Regions from separate parts of the Homo sapiens genome. Here region 1 is linked to region 2. Evidence: read pairs that join two places in POLR2A ChIA-PET (ENCODE). Cell type or tissue: Panc1. All regions are shown on one strand. Region 1 overlaps MYBPC3 (myosin binding protein C3). Region 2 overlaps MADD (MAP kinase activating death domain).

Evidence for each region. Peaks named below come from ENCODE experiments on the same cell type or tissue, not always from the same donor. Only the 100,000 strongest peaks of a DNase experiment are listed, where the experiment ranks them.
Region 1: POLR2A ChIA-PET joins it to region 2 with 10 read pairs; 5 of 35 experiments call an interaction of 5 or more read pairs at or near these places.

Annotation. Positions count from the first base shown.
Region 1 is chr11:47,347,667-47,350,166 of GRCh38, reverse strand. MYBPC3 (myosin binding protein C3) reads left to right here. Exons shown (of 35, transcript NM_000256.3): 4 at 55-153; 5 at 245-393; 6 at 1,626-1,743; 7 at 2,262-2,310; 8 at 2,487-2,500. Among named protein-coding and RNA genes, the nearest start is that of MYBPC3, 3.8 kb to the left of the region's middle. In Panc1, no CTCF peak of the experiment used is centred here; a DNase peak (open chromatin) is centred at 1,056.
Region 2 is chr11:47,277,527-47,280,026 of GRCh38, reverse strand. It overlaps MADD (MAP kinase activating death domain), which reads right to left. Exons shown (of 37, transcript NM_001376571.1): 6 at 1,749-1,862; 7 at 948-1,028. Among named protein-coding and RNA genes, the nearest start is that of MADD-AS1, 6.7 kb to the right of the region's middle. In Panc1, no CTCF peak of the experiment used is centred here; no DNase peak of the experiment used is centred here.

The sequences.
Region 1 (2,500 bases), 70 kb before region 2:
GGGTGACAGAGCAAGACTCCATCTCAAACAAACAGAAAAAGCCTTTGCTCACAGGGTCAAGCTCAGCAGCTCTCAATGGTCCTACCCCTGGAGCCCCCGATGACCCCATTGGCCTCTTCGTGATGCGGCCACAGGATGGCGAGGTGACCGTGGGTGAGTGTGAGCTGCTGTGCCCAGCATTGGGGTGGGAAGGGGGGGCAGCAGGACACTCCCCAAGCCGGGCCTGTCGCCCCTGCCTTTGCAGGTGGCAGCATCACCTTCTCAGCCCGCGTGGCCGGCGCCAGCCTCCTGAAGCCGCCTGTGGTCAAGTGGTTCAAGGGCAAATGGGTGGACCTGAGCAGCAAGGTGGGCCAGCACCTGCAGCTGCACGACAGCTACGACCGCGCCAGCAAGGTGGGTCCACCGGGGTCGTGGAGACACGGAGAGAGGGGACATGGAGAGCCCTAGAAGGCACAAGGCACACAGAGGGCACCATGAGACCCAGAGGCACACACGAGCTGCAAGCAAGGGGTGTGGGGAATCTGGGAGGCAGGTGGAGGGGCCAGGGGCCCACAGGGAGATCCCGGAGGCCTGGGGGCCAGGGAGTGCGATGAGGCTCATGGGAGCACTGTCGGGGACCTGGGAGACTTGGTGGACATGATCACCTCAAGGGGGCACCTAATAAGGTTTGGCCGGGGGTGGGGGGTCGCCCAGGGTGGTCAGGAAGCCTGGAGGACACTGTGAAGCATGGGGGCACCAGCTAGTGGGGTTGTAAAGCCCCTGGATGGGTGAGTATCAGGGCTAAGGGCTCAAGGGACTCTCAGGGATTAACCAGAACAATTCCTCATTATACAGACACGGAAACCAAAGCTTGAGAGGTTAAGTGGCTGCTCCAAGGTCACTTAGACATAGGCCTAGAACCTTAAGCCTTCGTTTTTTGTGTTTTGTTTTTTTCCGCCCTGCCCACCAGAACCTTAAGGCTTAAGTCCCCTTGTTTGTTCACTCCAAGCCTCTGCTTTTCCCAACCTTCCCCAGTCCTGGGCTAGGCAAGGGGGCCTCTAGCAAGAGAGGCCAACATGTTCTGCTGTGCGGGGCTGTGCATTGCACAAAAGCCTGTATTTCACCACAACCATGTGCCAGCAGATGGCAATCATGGGTTTCGAGATAGTCCCCTTTCTCTGTACAAAAACTCTGTATGGGTTAACTAAAGCCTGAGGGTGCGAAGATCGATGAGCATTTGTCACTCCCAGCCTCCTTTAAATATATATATATATATATAATTTGAGACAGGGTCTCGCTCTGTCGCTCAGGCTGGAGTGCAGTGGCTCAATCTCGGCTCACTGCAACCTCCACCTCCTGGGTTCAAGCGATTCTCCCACCTCAGCCTCCCGAGTAGCTGAAACTAGAGGTGTGCACCACCATACTTGGCTAATTTTCGTTATTTTTAGTAGAGACGGAATTTCACCACGTTGGCCAGGCTGGTCTGGAGCTCCTGGTCTTATGTGATCCGCCCGCCTCAGCCTCCCAAAGTGGGGATTACAGGCCTGAGCCACCGCGCCCGGCCACTCCCAGTCTCCTTTAAGGGTGCGGAGCCTTGTCTCCCGGCCCCTGGTGTCCCCTGACGCCCCGTCCCTCCATGCACACAGGTCTATCTGTTCGAGCTGCACATCACCGATGCCCAGCCTGCCTTCACTGGCAGCTACCGCTGTGAGGTGTCCACCAAGGACAAATTTGACTGCTCCAACTTCAATCTCACTGTCCACGGTGAGGGGGCCCTGGTGTCTGTCCTGGGCTCGGGCTCCCCATGGGTCCTGGTCTCCTACCTCCTTTTCCCAACACTAAGGAGGATGCCTCGTCCCATCCAGACATGAGTGCTGGCCACGTGCCCAGTGCTGCACACACAGGGTGTGAGAGAAACCCCAAGGCTTGCAGGGTAGGCGTGGGGGCTTAGGGCTGAGTCCGGGTCTCATCTGGGTGGGACTCTGTTTTATCATCTTGGTGTCACGGCTCCTGGCCCATGGCCTGGCACTGTCTGAATGTTTGGGCGATGGGTGAAGGTGAGTTGAGAGATGGGTGGGAATTGGGGACAATAAACCGTCCCACCTGCCTGGTACCTTGACCCTGGGAAAGGCTGGGAAGGTGAGATCCTGGGGCAGATGCCCAGCCTCATGGGGTCATGAATGGGCAAGTCTGTGAATACTCAGAGGCCGCCCCCAGGGCAGGGCTTCTCAAACGGCCCCCTCTGAAGCCCCTTCCCCCATCTCTCCACCCTTTGAACCCAGAGGCCATGGGCACCGGAGACCTGGACCTCCTATCAGCCTTCCGCCGCACGTGAGTGGCCATCCTCAGGGCCTGGGGGAGGCCAGTGCTGGAGTCTGAGGCCCTTCAGGGTCTCGACTGGGGGTCAGGGCTGGGGATGATTTGCGGGGCGGAGCTGAAGTCAGTGGGGGCTGCAGGGGAGAGCAAGCTTCCCAGGCAGGTGAGGATACTGAGTCTAACCCCCACAGGAGCCTGGCTGGAG
Region 2 (2,500 bases):
GCAATCTTGGCTCACTGCAACCTCTGCCTCCTGGGTTCAAGTGATTCTTCTACCTCAGCCTCCTGAGTAGCTGGACTACGGGCGTCCACCACCATGCCCGGCTAATTTTTGTATTTTTAGTAGAGACAGGGTTTCAACATAATGGCCAGGCTGGTCTTCAACTCCTGACCTCGTGATTCACCTGCCTCGGCCTCCCAAAGTGCTGGGATTACAGGCATGAGGCACCGTGCCCAGCCAAATAAAGGAATTTTTGAAGAAAGGAACCCTCAGGATCAACTCTAGAAGATAATATAAAAGCAGCCAGACGGTCCACACTACTAACTTCCACCTAACAAGACTGAGAAAATCGGCCGGGCGCAGTGGCTCACGCCTGTAATCCCAGCACTTCGGGAGGCTGAGGCAGGCGGATCATGAGGTCAGGAGATAGAGGCCATCCTGGCTAACATGGCAAAACCCCGTCTCTACCAAAAATACAAAAAAATTAGCCGGGTGTGGCGGCGTGCGCCTATAGTCCCAGCTCCTGGAGAGGCAGAAGAATGGCGTGAACTCAGAAGGCAGAGCTTGCAGTGAGCCGAGATCGCGCCACTGCACTCCAGCCTAGGGGACAGAGCAAGACTCCACATCTCAAAAAAAAAAAAAAAAAAAGACTGAGAAAATGTTCTGAAGCCATAGAGAGTGGCACACATACAAGAAACAGAGAGTGAAGGGCTATTTTATACAGCATCATAAGCATTAGAAGATGGTAAAGCATACAATGAATTGGAATCAAAAACAGAAATTCACTCTGCCACCCAGAAATGGGATACGCGTTTTCTTAAGCCCATCCAGGGTGAAGAAAACTACTCCACTTGAAGTTTGATAGGAAATTGGCTCTGAGAATAGCTGTCTTCTTATAGGAATCCCACAGCATCTAATACTCCCCTTTCTTTCCTTCGTTCTTCACCTACCTGCTTTAAATGCTTTTTCAGCTCTAGTGATTCTGGTTCTGGCAGGATAGGCAGCACTTCTGCATTGGTGGGGGCAATCACCTGCACCAGAGAAATGATAAAAGACGTGACCTTAGAGTTTATTGCTCAGGAATTTCACTTACATAAATAAAAATAAGAGGACGTATATACATTATTATTATATAAACGAATATACATTATATAACTGCACAGTAAGATATATGTACACACATATATGACATACATATGCATCTGAAATGAAATATAACTTAATGTTATTGGTTATTATCTCTAGATAAAAGGATTATGGTTTTTCTTTTCACTTATTTTATTTACGCTTATTTTTATTTTTTTTAAGTTTTACAATGAGCACACATAAGGGCTTCCCACCAAAGTCTGAATGTATTCACATTGCAGAATGGTCATATAATTAATTAAGCCTGCACTGAAAGACAGTTTCTTACTGGAAACTATACCCCAGGGAAACCATTAAGAGATGATCTATACCACATGTAATGGCCCTCAGATCACAACTGTCTGACTGCTCTTGGAGGATATGGTGGGGGGTCACTTAATTCTGGCAAAAATAAATCCTGTAATTCTCTGAGACCTAACCAAGGGTTTATTTGGCTAATAAGGTAAAAGGAGCATTTAAAAAAACTTGTTTCAGTAAGTCTCGCAATAGAAATTATCCAACAACTTAGGACGTTCCTGAAAGGAATCTAGAAACAGATATCTCAGGACTGGGTCTAGAATGCAATCCTCCTCTAGACTCTACAATGCCTCAGCCAAGAACCTCACCCTATTGCTGTCCAGATCCACTAGCCATACATCATCAGGCATTTTGAAGTCCAGTTTGTAGAGGAAGAAGCTGGCAGGAACCCCAATGATGTACGGGGTTGGAGCCAACAGCAGCTGTGGAAATGATAAAGAAGGTGAGAAACAAAGACAAAACCTATCATGAGCACTTATCAAGTCTGGATTCTTCTAGATAAGGAAATGCAGATACAATCCCTCTTCCAAAACTCTTGAGGCCAGATGTATTTGAAAATTCAGAATTTTTCAGATTTTTTGAAAGGTAACATGGTACATTTTTTTGTATACAGTAGTCTTTCTTATCCACAGTTTCACTTTCTGTGATTCCAGTTAACTGAGGCAAACTGTAGTCTGAAAATATTAAAAGGAAAATTCCAGAAATAAACAATTCATAAATTTTAAACTGCAGCTTGATCATATCTGAAGTGCAGGACAATAGTTCTGAGAAGCATGATGAAATCTCATGCTGTCCCGCTCTGTCCCACCCAGACATGAATCACCCCTGTGTCCAGCCTGTAGCCATCTCGGTTATCAGATCAACTGTCACACAATCTCAGCGTTTGTGTTCAAGTAACCCTTATTTTACTTAATAATGGCCCCAAAGCACAAGGGTACTGATGCTGGCAATTGGGATATGCCAAAGAGAAGCCAAATATATGTAGAAAGAGGCTGGGCACGGTGGCTCATGCCTGTAATCCCAGCACTTTGGGAGGCTGAGGCAGGCGGATCACCTAAGG